2 separate regions of the Homo sapiens genome follow, and region 1 is linked to region 2. Evidence: chromatin loops called from intact Hi-C (ENCODE). Cell type or tissue: K562. All regions are shown on one strand. Each heading gives the region's core, and the rest is flanking DNA. Links, peaks and the distances in the headings are about the cores only.

The links. Peaks named below come from ENCODE experiments on the same cell type or tissue, not always from the same donor. Only the 100,000 strongest peaks of a DNase experiment are listed, where the experiment ranks them.
Region 1: it touches region 2 in a loop (4-fold over the local background); 2 of 110 quality-filtered maps call a loop at or near these places.

Annotation. Positions count from the first base shown.
Region 1 is chr3:72,139,652-72,149,369 of GRCh38, forward strand. No RefSeq gene overlaps it. Among named protein-coding and RNA genes, the nearest start is that of LINC00870, 6.7 kb to the right of the region's middle. RefSeq lists an enhancer at 2,605-2,704. In K562, for the core only: no CTCF peak of the experiment used is centred there; DNase peaks (open chromatin) are centred at 3,840 and 5,270.
Region 2 is chr3:72,081,280-72,089,071 of GRCh38, forward strand. All of the region lies in intron 2 of LINC00877 (long intergenic non-protein coding RNA 877), which reads right to left. It also overlaps the pseudogene CCDC137P2 and the pseudogene CCDC137P1. Among named protein-coding and RNA genes, the nearest start is that of LINC00877, 15 kb to the right of the region's middle. RefSeq lists a silencer at 672-741 and enhancers at 1,082-1,181, 5,881-6,597, 6,598-7,315. In K562, for the core only: a CTCF peak has its summit at 5,206; DNase peaks (open chromatin) are centred at 4,932 and 5,292; H3K4me3 peaks cover 176 bases.

The DNA of each region.
Region 1 (9,718 bases), core at 2,536-7,535, 58 kb after region 2:
CTTTGGGCCTCGATTCTGGGAAAACAGGAACAATCCAGATGAGTGCCTGACACCATCCTGGAGGAGTGTTTTCAAGGAGGCAGTAGAATCCTCTGGGATGAGTCTAGAATATTCCTTTCACCTTCGGGAAATCTTTTGGGCATTCTACTCTTTCATTCATGAAAAGAGTCATTTTGAGCAGGTGCTCTGTGTCAAGCATTGGGCCCAGTGCTGGGAATATAACGGAGAACAAGACAGGCACAGTTCTGGTCTTTATGGAACCCGCAGAATTGTGGAGAAGAGAGACTTTGAACAAATAATTACAAATGGAATAAATCTTACAAAAGGGGAGGCTCAGGGGCTATGGGAGCTCTTGTGGGGAAGCTAAGCCCATCTGAGGAGTCAGGAGATAGCTGTGGTCTAAAGTGTAGTCCCCAACAATTTTGGCACCAGGGACCAGTATGTGGAAGACAATTTTTCCACAGACCAAGGTGAGAGGGATGGTTTGGGATGATTCAAGCCGATTGCATTTATTGTGTACTTTATTTATATTATTATTACACTGCAATATATAATGAAATAATGATACAGCTCACCATAATGTAGAATCAGTGGGAGCTTGGAGTTTGTTTTCCTGCAACTACATGGTCCCATCTTGGGGTGATAGGGTGATGGGAAACAGTGACAGATCATCAGGCATTAGATTCTTATAAGGAACATGCAACCTAGATCCCTTGTAAGCATAGTTCACCATAGGGTTCACACTCCTATGAGAATCTAATGCCACCACTGATCTGACAGGAGGCAGAGCTCAGGTTGCAATGTGAGTGATGGAGATTGGCTGTAAATACAGACGAAGCTTCGCTCACTTGCCCGCGGTTCATCTCCTGCTGTACAGCCCAGTTCCTAACAGACCACAGACCTAACAGGTCAGAGTTTGTGGACCCCAGTCTAAAGGATGAAAAGGAGGTAACCAGGCAAACAGTGGAGGGATGTGTGTTGCAGGCAGACGGGCCAGGATGTGTAAAGGGAGAGCACAGCACTGTGACAGAGGGTGAGCTTGCGACCTCGTATTCCATGGCTAAGTCTCTCCTCACTCTACTTTTGACCTTTTGTAGATCACCAAGATCAAGATCATAACCTGGCATCTCTCATCAAGCTGGTGAATCTGTACTGCTTGGTCGCATAGTTTAAAAACTTTTGAACTATTTGCCAATATTAGAAAGTCAAGATATCTCAAATAAAATCTGTATCTCTGGCTTCTCTTATAAAAAAAATCCCAGCACCTAGGTCTAATCCCTGCCAAGTGGCAATTGGCTTGGGGCTGCTGGCGGCTGCCCCCTTAGATGGGGCATGTGCTCCCCCTTTTGTCCCAGTCCCCATCGCTCCCAATTGCTTTATATCGGGTCTGATTCACTCATTTGCATTACTTGTCTGGCCAATGCAGACATTTGAATTTGTGACTTTCTGATCCAGGCAAATCTCATAATGCACAGAAATGGATTCAAGACAGTAGGAAAGGGAGATCTGACCACATTCTCCAAAAACAAATGTGCACTGTCGTAAAGGTGAATTATGCTTTCCTGAAAAATCCAGTCACCAAATAGACAATTCCCCAAGGCATGCTCCTGAAATGCAAGCTGGACACTGACAAAGGACATCTCTTTTCAGCCCTGTCATAGTCTTGTTGTGTTGCTATAACAGAATACCTGAGACTGGATGATTTATAAAGAAAAGAGTTTCATTTAGCTCATGGTTCTGGAGACTGGGAAGTCCAAGAAGAATGGTGCCAGCATCTGGTTGGCTTTTGGTGAGGGCCTTGTGCTATGTTGTAACACAGCAGGGAAGCTGAAGGGGAAGTGGTGTGCAAAAGAGAGCAAATACAAGACTCAGCCTTGCTGCTGACTTGCCTTACTGCCACTCTGGCAGTAACTAATTCAATCCCTCCAGAGAGACTGCATTAATCCCTTCATGTGAATGTACTTCTCATGACCCAACACCTCTTAAAGATCCCACCACCTCACAACACCGTCATGTTGGGGACAAAGCCTCAATGTGAGTTTTGTTGGGGACAAGCCATACTCAGACCATAGCAGGCCTCTTGCAGAAACTCTGACAGTGTTTGAGGACAGCACAGAAGGGCTCCAGAGAAAGAGGGCTGAGCTAGCGATAGGCTCCAAAGGAGGCTTTTGTTTTGTTTTTTCCCCTCAGGCTCTTCTTCTCCAGAAAATCATTTCAGGGGATGAATTTTTCTCCAAGGAGGAGTTTTTCAAAGTATGTGCCAAATAATACTAGATCTAAATGATACTGAAAGATGTTTCAGACACAAACAGCCTGAATGTTGGAGAAAGCAGGTGTTTTAGGTCTGGTTCCCAAGTAGCTGACCCTGAGCTGAGGACTCATGTGCAAAGGAAGAACTGATCCTGGGCAATGTCCCATAGAGGATAGTGTTAGGCTGGTCCCACAGGGGAACTATCAACTCTGAAAAATGTCTCAGAGCTGCCCCACCTAGGACAACATATTGTTCACTAGTGGATGGTTGTCCCTAGGGGAAGTAAATTTTGGAGCACTTTTATGAAAGCACGCAGAAACCAGGGGTGGGGCAGAAACAGAAACTAGAGATCTGTGTCTATCTGAGTGGAGCCCTGCCATTGTCTGCTACCTCCAGCAATTCTAAATGAATTACAAATTTGAAAGTGTTTTTTTTTGTCTGCAGAACTTTTCAGAGCTTTTAATGTGATCATTGCAATCTCTAAGGAAAGGATAGCACATGTAGCAACTCCCCAACTCAACTAACTATGAGGCTGTCTTTTTTCCAGAATGCCTACAGATCTCAGTTTGGGGAACCCCTGCTCTTAGCGGCCCATATGATGGAGAATGGAGAGCAGAAAAAGCTTTCTCGTGGCCTCAGCTGAACACTGCCCTGGAGTCCTTTGGAAGCCAAGAGGAACCCAGCCAGACTGGGCTCCAGGCCTTACAGGGGCATTCCCAGCTCACCACCACCTCTTGACTCCTGCCCCCAGGTGATCAGTGTAGGCTACCAACAGAACTGACAAACAGCCTCATACCAACAGAGTTGGGCACTTCCAGGGCCCCCCAAGAGCTTCCCAAGCATGGCCCTTATGAACTTATTTTCACTCTTACAGCACTCAATATCCTTCTCTGACTTCTAGAGTCAGCCATCCTGGCCAACCTTTCCAACATGATCCAACTTAACTCCCCATTTTCATCTCTCACAACTCCACTCTGAGCCTCCTGCACCCCCACCAGAGTTGCCTACTCTCTCCCAAACTAAATATGTTTTTTAATATATTTTTGTTTTTCTTTTTTTTTTAATGATTCTTCATCATTCAACTTGAACCTAACTAAATATGTTTGTGAGCTAAATTTCTTATAAGAGATGGTGGCTTGGTTTTCTTGGTTGACTCCTGTAGCGTTTCTAATTTTTCAGGTTGATTTTTGTCTTAATCTGCCAGACCAGGTTGGGAGCTTCTGATCACTGACATCTACATTTTCTTTCTGACCAACATGGGTTGAGTGCAGGCATTTGGCCCAGCCAAGGAACTGAAGGATGAGCCAGTGAGGAACCGTGTGAGAAGAGCCCTTTGCTCTGTGAACCACAGCATGGGCCATCTCTCAGATGCCCGGCCCCTGCATGTTCTGTCTGAATTGTACACATCTTGAGATGAGCTGCATTTATCCTTGCTTATGTGAGACGGTTAATGGCACTCAAGAAATCATCACGAGTTTAAAACTCATTCTAGAGAAAACACGGCTCTGACATGGTAGCGCCCTTGGGATAAGTCCACCCACCAATGTTTACCAAGGCCCTTCCATGTGCCGGCCACTAGCGCTGACTCAGATCACCACTTCTGGAGTCCAGTCACTAGAGCTGACTCAGCCCACCACTCCTGTGGTTTGAATTTTGCCTCTAACTCTTGCTGAGTGTGGACCTTGGTCAATGCACTTTAGCCTAAGCTTCAGTTTCCTCACCTGTAAAATGGGAACAATAAATAACTTTTACATCAAGGTGATATATGAATGAAACATACACTTAAGGCACTTAGCATTGTGCCTGAACCGTAGTAAGTGCTTAATAGATGTCTCTCTCAATACAATAATACAATACAATACAATAATAATAATAAAGAGTAGATAGTACAATTCAGCCTTCAATCACTTTAAAATTGTCCTATGGCTAGTCCAGGGAAAAGTTATTTTGGGAACCCTTTCTTCTGCCTCCTGTTTTCTTCCACATTCCTCCTTCCCCCTCTCATTCCCTTCCACATTCTTTCCTCCCTTATTCCCTTCCAATCTCCCAAAGTTCTCGGTGTGCTTATGAATCTCAGGGGGAGCTCTCTAAATGTAGATTATTGGGCCCCAAACCCAGACATTTTGATTCAGTGTGTCTAGAGAGCGGCTCTGGGTCTGTATTTGTAATAGACCACCTAGATACCTCTGTTGTGGGTGGTGCAGGGACTAGAATGTGCTGGTAAATGTTTAACAAGGACTTGGGCCCTGGGAGAGGGCTGGCTGGTTTGTAGCATTTGCCAGTTTCCGGGGGTGTAAATACTCCCACCATGGCCAATTTCAAGCTATCCATGTGATGTCACTGAATGTTGAGTTGGGAAGAGATGTTCCGTAACACACCATTATGTAGTATTAGATACAAAAGCATAGGTAAAAGGAATGAGAAATAGAATAATTAGGAAATGATAAGTATTTTTAGTATAATTTATTTAATTGTAATTTTCTGTAATTTAGTATTTAATGTTGCGTTTCACAACTGGCTCACACAATTCCTAAATACTTAACAATTGGCTCTTGAAAGTTGGTACAGGCAGATGCCAGCACACCATAACAAGGCTGCTGCTTGAAGAACCCTGCCCTTGATAATTGAATGAACACTCTGTTCTCTCTCACCGTAGTGAAATGCACATACTTGCACATTTTCACTCAAATTCTTGGAGACTTTAAAAATAGCCCAAAGCTCATGATGGATTTGGAGGACCTCCTGTCTCCCTGATTCCCTCCTGCGCTGTGACAGTGTCTTGAGGGTTTGTGGGAAGGATGATGGAAGGATCAATATTTTGGGGGAAAAGGAATTTTGCAGATCCTTCCCTTTTCCTCCTCCTCAAGCTCCGCCACCTTTGCCCTGTGCCGCAAACCGATCAAGGGTGCCACTACTACAAGCTTAAAAAGCACCCTACCCCTGTCAAACCCAAGCTCTTAATCTCCCACTGGAGCTGTGGGGCCACCCAGCTGGTGCTATCTTATCAGAGGCTGGTGACAGCCACAGGATTCAAAAGAGGAAGCGGAGGTGTCTTATCTGCCTTGCTCGTATCCGGCTGGAAGCCGAGCTGTTCTTTCTCAGTGAAGGGCAGAGTCTCATGTCACTGCCCTTGGTTGGGAACAAGGGAGAACAAAGGTCATTGCCCTTTGCAGACTCAAAGGCTTAGAGGGTCATGAAGCAGGCAAGGGCACTGGGACAAAGAAAGGCTCCATGCTTTAATCATTAGTAAATTAAATCCCTGCGTGGTAGATACACCTATTATCCTCATGGAAGAAGAAATGGAGGCTCAGAAAATTAACTTGCCTCAGGTGGCGCAGTGAGACATCAGGATTTAAATGCAAGTCTGTCCAATTCAGGGATCAAGCTCTTAATGTTTCGGCTATTGCCCTTACTTAATCTTTCCAACAGCCCTTGTCCCCATTTTACAGATGAGGAGATGGGGATCATCACTGAAACTCTCAGAGCTCCAGGAGGGGCCAGTCAGAACTCTACAGGCCTCTCTCTGAAGCATAATAACACACCAGCAAAGGGCTGCATCCTTTATAAGACAGTGCATTTCTGTGGGGGGCAGAAGGAAGAGAAGGAGGAAGGGAGAGAGATAGGCAAGACAGGGATCTAGAATAATCATTGTACACAAGAGGCGCAGGCATGAACAGCACATGCAGACTGGCAGGCAGGCTCCTGCTTATGCTGAGGCTGGGGAAACTTGGAAGGGGAGGGAAGACATCAGAGCAGTAATAACTCCCAGCCGCAGCTGCCAAGCTCCCAGGATTTCTAGAGATGAGGTCATGAGAAGCTGCTCTCTTTTGTTCTCACGGCAACCAGGCCTACCCCCTTCCCACTCTCCAGCCCCAGTTGTACTAGGAATTGGTGTGGGAGGTGGGTAGGAATGTCAAACAGAGGCGGTGACAGTGGCTGCGGTTACCATCACTGTCCTTCAATATTCAGATGGTACCCAGAGGTAACCATGGCAACCGGCCGTGGGAGCAGTCGTTGAGGAAGATGTTTATCCCACCCAGTGGGCAGGGCTGAGGGATGGGCAGGCCACACCAGGGCACCCAGCCCCAAGGAGACAGCTCCGTGTCCACTGCAGCCTTGCTTGTGGAGGTTTTCACCTCTTACTCCAGGCTTCTGGGGGTGCAAATCCCCATTCTAACACATGGGCAAAACTTGGCCAAGTTCTTAACTCCTCTGAGCCGTGGACCCCTCATCTGTTCACAGTAAGCATGTGATGATGATGACGCCACGATTGTTATTATTCAAAGAATGAGCTGTAGGACTCTTCAATGAATGAGTCAGATGGACCTGGCTAGGAACCTGTGTAACTGAGACAAGCAGCTCTCCTCTCTGGGCCCCAGTTCTTTATCTGTAAAAGGTGAACCCCACAGGCATTTTACATGACTGCCATGGTACCTACACAGCTGAGTATGTGTCTTGGTTTGTGTTTCCCTGAAAACAGAACTGGAAATGGGGTTTGGGTGCAGGTAGTTTACTTGGGAGGTGATTCCCACAAGTGGGAGAATGGGAGAGTGATGTGGGGGCCACGGATACGGGAAGCCAATAATGAGCAGGTGACCACTGTGGGCACCTGGGGCTCAAGCTCACTGTGGACCCCGGGCGAATTGTGTAGAACGTGCCTCTGGATTGTCCCACAAGGGGTGGGGACATTGGGGGATTTAACAACTGCCATCCCATAGTAGGAAGAGAGGCCAATGCTTGGGGTAAGAGACAGGCACTGTCGCAGGTAAGTTCAGAGGTGGGCAACGGAAGACGGTGTGGGGTGCGAGAGAAGCCATTATAGAAGGAAACACTGGGTCCTTTCCATAAAACAGCATCTTGGTCTCCCTCAGCCTCCTGCTGCTCACACACATACGTGCTTGCTTTCTAGAGGCCACTCCTGTTTCCATGAGACTAGTGCATTAATTTAACTTATTTATCTTTTTAAACTTTAGGTTCAAGGTACATGTGCAGGTTTGCTATATAGGTAAATTGTGTGTCACAGGGGTTTGGAGTACAGATTATTTAATCACCCAGGTAATGTGCATGGTACTCAATAGGTAGATTTTCTATCCTCACCCTCCTCCCCTCCTCCACCCTCAAGTAGGCGCTGGTGTCTGTTGTTCCCTTCTTTGTGTCCATGTGTATTCAATGTTTAGCTCCCACTTATAAGTGAGAACATGCGATATGTAAATTAATTCAGCCTCTGTAGAAGGCAGTTTGGCAGTTTCTCAAAGAACTTAGAACAGGAAACAGGTAATTGAATGGTCGATTACCATTTGACCCAGAAATCCTATGATTCGGTATATATCCAAAGGAATACAAATCATTCTAACACAAAGACACATGCACACATATGTTCATCGTAGCATGATTTACAATCGCAAAGACATGGAGTCAACCTGAATGCCCATCAAAACTAGACTGGATAAAGAAAATGTGGTCCATACACACCATGGAATACTACATGGCCGTAAAAAAAGAAGGAAATCATGTCTTTTGCAACAAGATGGATGTAGCTGGAGGCCATTATCCTAAATGAATTAACGCAGGAACAGAAAACCAAATACGGCATTGGCCTCCATCAGCCTTGATTATGAGGACCTTGTCTGTCCTTTGTATTAGCTGTGAGCCCCTGGGCAAGTGCCTTGATGCCTCTACACCTCTGTTTGTTCATCTGTAACAGGGAACAATAACAGTACTTACCTCACAGGGCTGTGATGAGAATTAAATAAGATAATGTGCAAATGTGGGATGAGCAGAATATTTCCATAAAGGGCCAGATGGTAACTATTTTAAGCTTTGTGAATGATCTTTGTTGCAACTATTCAACTCTGCCACTGTACCATGAAGGCAGCCATGACTATATGTAAATAAATGAATGGGTGTAGCTGGGTTCTAATAAAACTTTACTCACCAAAACAGGAAGCAGCCAGATTTGGCCCATGAGCCCTAGTTTGCTAATCTCTGGTATAAAGCCCAACACGCAGTACCTGGCACATAGTAGGTACTCAGTGGAAGCAAGCCACAGTTATTATTGCCACAGCTTGGAAAGCGCACAAGCCGAAGGCTCTCCAGAGCTTAGCTAAGTTTCTACTTCTTCCCCTTCTATGCCACTTAACCATTCAAAGCATGAATCTGTGTCCTAGTCCTTGCTACTCAGAGCATGGCGGTCCATGTACCAGCAGCCTCACCAGACCTGTGAGTTTTTCAGAAATGCAGAATCTTAGGCCTCATCTCAAATCAACTGCATCAGAACCTGCATTTGAACAAGATCCCCAGGTGATATCTGTGCACATGACAGCTGGAGAGACACTGTCCTCTTTCATCACCTGCCTGCCCTTCCCAATCAGAGAGCACATTGCCTGGCCCACACTTGGAGCCAGTTTCTCTGGGATTGCTCATTACCCCACTCTTCTCTCCATCCACTCTAAGTCGCTTTTCACCTCCATCCCTGGCACACTTCACAACTGGAGGCCCAAAGCCCTATCTTTATTCAGCGTAATTCTCACATGTAGTCCCCTGGATTCCACCCACACAGATGTCCTCAGAGCCTCTGCTCAGTTCTAATCACCCCACACCCTGCTCCTGAAATGATCTCTCCATTCCAGCTGCACAGGCAGCCATGCCCCCAGGTGTCCCAGCCAGGTTCCTTGTCTCTTCATTCTCCTCTCCTCCTTTCTCTGTGCTTCCTCTACCCTAGGCACCCCCATGAAAAAATTTTCCAACTCAAGCATTGTATTAGTTCCTTCTTGCATTGCTATAAAGAAATGCCTAAGACTGGGCAATTTATGAACAAAAGAGGTTTAAGTGGCTCACGGTTCTGCAGGCTGTGCAGGAAGCATGATGCTGGCATCTGCTTGGTTTCTGGGGAAGCCACAGGAAACTTACAACTGTGGCCAGAAGGCGAAGGGGGAGCAGGCATGTCACATGGCCAGAGCAGAAGCAAGAGAAAGGGAGCGGGGGGGGGGACGTGCCACACACTTTTAAATGACCAGATCTCGTGAGAACTCAGGATCGCGAGGACAGTACCTAAGGGATGGTTCTAAACCACTCATAAGAAATCCGCCCCCATGATTTAATCACTTCCCAGCAGGCCCCACCTCCAACATTGGGGATTAGATTTCAACATGAGATTTGGTCAGGGACACACATCCAAACTACATCAAGCATCCTGCCTGCCAGGGGATAATCCAGCCCCATGCTGCCTATTACTGCAGCCATTTACCACTGGTGGCTCATCTGAATTAAGATATGCTTAAAGCGTAAAATACACTCCAGATTTCAAATATTTAGTAAGGAAAAGAGAATGTAAAATATTCGTTAATAATTTTGTACTATCAATGATATGTTGAAATGGCATTTCAGATATACTAGGTAAAAAACTTAAAAAAAAATATTTCACCTATTTCTTTTTCCCTTTTTAATGTGGCTATTAGATAATTTAAA
Region 2 (7,792 bases), core at 2,483-7,482:
ATCCCAGAGAAGGATTCTGATAGGCTGGTCTGGTCACAAGCTTCCTTAGCCCAGTCACAGGGTCTGAAGGGAGAAGACACTAGGATTGGGCAGACCTCGATCCCATGGCCAACCTTGTGGCTTACGGGAAGACTGAGGAGTTTAGCAGCCTGACAGACACCATATAGCAGTATGCAGTGTGCCAGGCGTGGTGGCTCATGCCTATAATCCCAAAACTTTGGGAGGCCAAGGTGGGCAGATCTCCTGGAGTCAGGAGTTTGAGGGCCAACAAGGCGAGACCCCGTCTCTACTAAAAATAGAAAAAATAGCTGGGTGTGGTGATGCGTGTCTGTAATTTCAGCTACTCAGGAGGCTGAAGCAGGAGCGTCACTTGAACCCCAGAGGCAGGGGTTGGCCTGAGCTGAGATCACACCACTGCACTCCAGCCTGGGCAACAGAGTGAAACTCTGTCAACAAAAAAAAAAAGAAGAAGAAGAAGTATGCAGTGACAAGGATTTTCCCAAAGAAAGATAAAGGGAGAGTGCAGGTACAAATGTAAAGAAGAAATAAGCACTATGTGGAATAAACCACATATGTTCACCTCAGGGTCCTAAGAAAAATCAGAAAAAAAAAAAACAAAAAAACAAAAAAAAACAACAACAAAAAAACCAGACCATCTCACTCCTACCATCACACATTCAACCAAACATCCTAATGGGCCTGCAGCTCAAGCTGACCTTACCAGCACTGTGTATGATATTACCTTGCAACTAGTAACAGTCTTAGCAACCGGCCCCAAATAGTCATCTCTGAGCAGTGATCCACAACTTGGAGAAGGCATGAAAACGAAGTTTCTCTGATTTGAAAATCTGCTCACTTTGTAAGTCAGGATTTTGCAAGTTTTCTAATTATAGTGGTTTACCCTTAAAGCCAAACAAAACCAAAAAAACCAATGCCATAATTGCGTGCAATGCTTGAAGCAATTACTTTTGGCAGCTCCAGGCACCACCTCCGTTCTCCGTCATCCATCACAGTGTGGACTGAATGTCTGCAGAGCAAGCATTCTGCTGCCATTCCAGACCAAAGGTCATGCTAATGTCTCTGTCTGTTTTTTCTCTCTTTATCTTTCTTCTTCCCTCTTTTAAAGTCTGGTCCCTAGACAAGCAGCATCAGCATCTCCCGGGAACTTACTTGAAATGCAAATTCTTGAACCCCTTCCCAGACCTGCTGAATCTGAAAGAGAAAGTAGAGGTGGCAGCAACCTATATTTTCACAAGCCCTCGAAGTGATCCTGACGCACCCTCACGTTTGCTGAATCCCGCCTTATGTAATGCCCTATTGTCACACTGACCTCAGAGCTATGCACACATATGCTTCCTCTTTTTGTTTCCTGCTCAGAAACTCCCCATGGTCCAGATAATAAATTACATACTCAGTTTAGTCATTCAAAGACCTTGGCAATCTCATTTTCCTAACTTATTGCTAATTAATATATTCATTGTTATGAATCTTATTTATTTATTGAGCATTTAGAATGAGCCAAACACTATGCAAGGTCCTTAATATACCTTGTGTATTAGTCAGTCCAGGTTGCCATAACAAAATACCATAGCCTGGGTGGTTTAAACAACCGGCATTTATTTTCTCACAGTTCTGGAGGCTGGAAGTCTAATATTAAGGTGCTGGCTGATTCTGGTTCCGGTGAAGGCCCTCTTCCTGGCTTGTAGACAGCTGCCTTCTTGTGGTGTCCTTGTATGGTAAAGAGAGAGAACTCTCTCTCTCTCTCTCTCTCTCTGTTTTTTCATCTTCTTATAAAGCCACCAATGCTATCATGGAGGCTCCTTTCCCTTGACCTCATCTAGCCTCAATTACCTCCCGAGAGTCTTATCTCCAAATTCGACACATTGGTGGTTAGTGCGTCAACATATAAATTTGGGGGATATGCAGTTCAGATCATAGTACGTTGATTTATGTAAACCTTCCAACAAGCTGTGAGATAAGAATCACTGAGCCCATTGGCTGTTGAGGAAACTGAAGCTTAGAGAAGCTCGGGAAGCTGCCTAAGACCAAAGTTAGTAGGGGGTGGTGCCAGAGTCTAATCCTGTGGAGGCATTCTTCCTCCCACACAGCATCACTCCCACGACCTGTTCTCTCCGTTATCCATGGCTGCCCAGGTGTCCAGACGTGCCCCTGCCTTCCCTCCTGGACACCTTGCTCAAACCACCCCTAAACCTGGATCTCCTCTCTGCGCTCCTTTGTCTAAATGTATTGAGTCCTGGAAAACAAATCCATCTTCACTGGCTTCCCTGATGAGAATCATTTTCTTTTTCTTTTCTTTCTTTCCTTCTTTTCTCCTTTTTGCAGCAAGTTTTTCATTCCTTTTTTTTCTAACATTATTCTCAGGGCTCCTCTGTCCCTCCAAATTCTCTTTGCTCACCCCAGGCAGTACACGCCTCTCTAAGTTCCTTGCTAACTTCACTTCCAGTAGCTCAAGGGAGATCCCTATGGAGCATTATTGATAACAGTGATTATTAGTGTTTCTAAATATTTTGGAAATGTCCACCACATTCTAGTAACTACAGGTTTCTGCAGACACCCAAAGTCTTTTTTGGAAGGAGCTGATGACCCAGAGTCAGCAGATTGAAACTCAAAGCAAAAGGTTTATTTGGCCAACGGTTTTCAAATCCTTTCTGTCTCTCTCTTTCTCTCCCTTTTTTTTTTCCTTGTCCTTTTTCTTGTTTTTCTGTTTGTTTGTTTTAGGGATAGCAGAATCAAATGAAGCAATGATAGAAAAAGGTAAGTTGGATGGAATAATGAGTGGTGCTCTCACTCCCAGTGGTCAGTTCTGATATCAGTATGACAACAGAGTAGTATATAAAGCAGAGGTTGGCAAACTGTAGCATGCATCACAATGACCTGGAGTGCTTGTGAAAGCACGATTGCTGCTGCACCCATTCCCTTTCAGATTGACAAGAACTGGATGGGGCCCAAGAATATGCATTTCTAGTAAGTTTCCAGGTGATGTCAATACTGCTGGTCCAGGGGCCACACTTTGAGAACCACTGACCTAAAAGGCTTCCTTACCCTTGTTGGAGATTTAGAAATAGATGAGCATATATATGTATCACTGAGATGCTTTGGCTAGGGTATGAGTAAACCCACCTGAATGTAGTTTAGGCAGTAAGGCATCAAAGGAAGTCTGGAGGTAGTATCCATGGATAGCTCAGCCAATGACTGACTTCAATAAGGATTAGCCTCTCCCCGTCTTTCTGTCCTGCCATCCTCATCATGTTGGCTTTGTTCTTGGGCTTGTCTCTTCATTATTCCAGAAAGGCTGAAGGCTGCCACTGTTCCACGTATCACATGTGAACCCAGAAACATCAGCCTGAAGAAGAGATGGGGTTTTCTTCCTTGCGGTTTTTTTTTTTTTTGAGACAGAGTCTTGCTGTGTCTCCCAGGCTAGAGTGCAATGGCATGATCTCGACTCACTGCAACCTCCACCTCCCAGGTTCAAGCAATTCTCCTGCCTCAGTCTCCCAAGTAGCTGGGATTACAGGCTTGTGCCACCATGCCCAGTTAATTTTTGTATTTTTAGTAGAGACGGGATTTCACCATTGACCAGGCCGGTCTTGAACTCGTGACCTCAAGTATTCCACCTGCCTTGGCCTCCCAAAGTGCTGGAATTACAGGCAGGAGCCACCGTGCCTGGCCCATGTATCTTTTTATTCAGGAGGAACAACTCTCCCAGAGGTGCCCAGAGGGTATTCCATTAAATCCCACTCGCTATAATAGTCATGTACCCACAGTTGCTGGCAATGGAATTACCATGATCTGGTGAGTCCAAGTGATATCCCCTTCCTGGGGCTGGGGAGGAGCCCTTTGCCCCTGTCTCCCTGGCCCACCAGCGGATTGTAGGGGAGGAGAGAGAACTGGCAGTGCAGGCTTACAGAGCATTGAAGCAGCAGCAGCTGCAGCTGCATGGGGAGCGACCCCACCTCACTTCCTGGAAGAAGCCAGAGCCACAGCTGTGATGCAGAGACCTGGGGCCTGGCCACACTCCTGGAAAACTGGCACCAGGAGCTGCCACACCTGGGTGGGGGAGAGGCAGGCAGATCCTTTTCTCTGGCCATGCTAGCAGCGTGGGGGTGAGGCCTCCAGGTACTCGTTCACACGTTGGGCATCAGCGGGTCCACGTCTTGCAAGGGTTGAGTGCCCGATGGACTAGGGCCAGGGCCTGGTTGACGGTCAGCCTGTGGGGCCTGGGGTCACTCACAGTTGTGTCTCTTTGTTCTGAACATCCATTCTGAGTCGCAGCCCAGGTACACCTTAGGAAGGGCTGGGTCCCATTACCCTGTCCCTGAACACCACTTATTAAGACAGCTGATGACCCTGGCTCGCCTTGTGATGGAGGCCCCTGGGAGTCAGCAGAGCCGAGCACATAGCACACATCAGGCAGAGCAGGCCAGAGATGGTCAACTCTTGAACTTAGCCAGCTAAAAGAAGGTGGGAAAGGTCCTTGGGGGAGGCAATTGACTGTGTCAGCCACAATCACCTACTCCTCCTTCTCTGCAGATCCCACTAGAGGAGAAAATAGACACAAGGGGGTGAGGGGAAGAAAGTATGGATCAGGGCTTCCTGGCATACTGCATCGAAGGATGCCTGCGGTGGACATCTGCAACTTTTCCTACCCAGTGTCTGCCCCCTCCTTTCTCCTAACAGCACCCAATTTTCCTCTGGGGAACCACTCCACCCCGATTTGGGTGGTCTTGGTGGGTCAAGCAAGGTGCACTGACTTCACCTGTCCTTTCCCATCACCCAAGCTTGGCCAATCTGAGTTTCTATCCTGGGGATTTCAACCTTGAGCAAAACAACACAAGAGCAGAAAACATTTGGAGAGGGCAGGTGTCCTCCCCTCTCTGGAAACAGGAAATAAGCATCCCCCACTTACAATCCTCCTCCTCCTCCTCTCCTCTTTTAGATATAGCATGTGCAGGTGCTCTGTGGGAAACTTTACATGCATGGTCTCAACTAATCCTAGCAACAATCTTACGGGTGACTACCACTACCTCCATTTTACAGATGAAAAACCAAAGCTTCAAGAACTTTAAGGATCACAGAGCTAGTAACTGGTAGATCTTAGATTTGAATTTATACCTACCAGATTACGAAGCCCTGTTTTTCTTGTTCTCCTAGAATATGAGGAGAAAATGAGCCCTCCCCAGGCAGCACTGTGAAATGGCTGAAGGTCTTTTATCTTCTCTGTCCATATACGTGGGAGTCTTAGCGCCTACACTGCTGTCTAATCTAGGCTTGTTAGAGCTGGGCAGTGTTTCACAATCCTCCCAGATAGCTGGCAGTAAGATGTAAATGACACTCATAGGAGCCCTCACGGACAGCTACTTGGAGACAGTCTGTGTGTAATATGGATAGAAAAAGCACTGCTGATAGTATCTGAACCTCTGGATCTGGCAATACCTGAAGTCCAGACTCCTGAACTTCATTTTTGCGTAAGTCAGTTTGAATTGGGTTTTATTGCTTACAACTGAAAAAGTTTTAGCCAGTGTTTCTTAATCACTTTAAAAAATGGAGGAATGTGGAAGTGGCTTCGCTAGGGAAGCTTCCAGCGTGGGGATGGCACAAGCTGGAGGTGGGGCAGCGGTGCCCAGGGCGCCGGCGGGTCCTGGGAGTCCCCGGCGGGAGCAGCAGCCGGCAGCAAGTGCAGCTGCTGGGGAAGCAGTGCCCAGCCCCGTGGTCCAGGATTCACAGCAAAGAGGAGAAAGTGAATTGCAAGCCCAAAACCCAGGACAAACAGGAGATCCCCTTCCAGCTCCGGGAGATTATGAGGAGCCGCTGGGAGATGAAAAATCCGACCGGTAACAAGAAGAGGAAGAAAGCGGCCCAGGTGGGCTTCAGAAAGACACTGGAAAAGGAAGCAAAGGGAGTGGAGCCCGACATTGCCGTCCCCAAGTTCAAGCAGAGGAAGGGGGAGTCCGACTAGGCCTTATCCAGCACATGCTATTCCTCAGCAAGAACCAGGCCACCCAGCAGCCAGAGGTCCAGGCAGCTCCCAAGGAGAAGTCTGAGCTGAAAAAAGCAAAAAAAGTGTTCCAGAAGCGACGACTAGATAAAGTCTGGCAGAAAAAGGAGGAAAAGATGGCAGACAGGCTGGAGCAGGAGTTGCTCCGAGACGCAGTGAAGTTTGGTGAGGTTGTCCTGCAGCACCCAGAGCTGACTACCAGGCCCCGGAGGAGCGTAAGCAAGGACCAGCCTGGCAGGAGATCGCAGATGCTGAGGATGCTTCTGAGCCCCCGAGGTGTATTCCAGCCTCTGACTGCCTCCCTGGCCTACCAGCGGATTGTGGGGGAGGAGAGAGAGTGGGCCATGCAGGCCTACAGATGTTGAAGCAGCAGTGGCGGCTGCATGGGGAGTGAGCCCCTCCCCACTTCCAAGAAGGAGCCAGAGCCACAGCTGTGATGGAGAGACTCGGGGCCTGGCCACGCTCCTGGGAAACTGGCACCAGGAGCTGCCACACCTGGGTGGGGGAGAGGCAGGCAGATCCTTTTCTCTGGCCATGCTAGCATTGTGGGGTGAGGCTTCCAGGTACTCGTTCACACGTTGGGCATCAGCGGGTCCACGTCTTGCAAGGGTTGAGTGCCCGATGGACTAGGGCCAAGGCCTGGTTGACGGTCGGCCTGTGGGGTCACTCACAGTTGCATCTCTTTGTTCTGAACATCCATTCTGAGTCGCAGCCCAGGTACACCTTAGGAAGGGCTGGATCCCATTACCCTGTCCCTGAACACCACCTACCAAGACCGCTCATGAGGCTGGCTCGGTGTGTGACGGAGGCCCCCTGGGAGTCAGCAGAGCTGAGTGCAGTGCACATCAGGCAGAGCAGGCTAGGGGCAGGGAAGACGCACCTGGGGCAGGGCCAGTGGGCACATCTGGACCACCTGCGAGGGCTCTGCAGGGGACCGTAACTACAGGCCAGTTGCGAGTGGTCCCCTGCAGAGGCTACCCACTCAAGGTTTGGTTGGGGTTGAATGTGATGACAGCACATACACCAAGAATGTGGGAACGGGGGCCGGGCGCGGTGGCTCACGCCTGTAATCCCAGCACTTTGGAAGGCTGAGGCGAGTGCATCACCTGAGGTCAGGAATTCCAGACCAGCCTGGCCAATATGGTGAAACCCTGCCTCTACTAAAGATACAAGGAACAAACAAACAAAAAACAGTGTTGTCACCTACATGACAGGGCTCTGAGAGAGCTGGGCAGGCCCAAAGTGGCTTGAGAAAGTAAAGGAAGGATCCTGGCCTGGGCTCAGGGTCACAGAGTGGGGCCCAGGGGGAGTTCCTGCTGAGGGCAGGGCCTTGCCAGGCTTCAGTCTTCATCCCGTGCCAAAGGAGGGAGAGCGCAGGCTGTCAGCATGTCCAGATGAGGGCAGAAGGGAGAGGCTTGAACCCAAGTCAGATCTAGCAATGGAGTCCGCCTGCCCAGCACCATTTGGGAAGTGAGGAGGCTTCTGCCCGGCCGCCCCACAGTCTGGGAAGTGAGGAGCGCCTCTGCCCAGCTTCCGCACCGCCTGGCAAGTGAGGAGCGCTTCTGCCCGGCCGCTGTGCAACCCTCCAGGTGTGAAGTGGCAGCCTTATGTGTGATCTTTCTGCCCTCCCCAAGTTTGTGTTTTCGACATTAAAGTTTACTTTTAAATTAAAAAAAAAAATCACCCCCAAGAATTTTTAGACAATTTTTTTCTTTATTGTCTGTTCCCCTCACCATGAAATTTTAGCACCGCAGATATACTCTGTATCTGTTTATG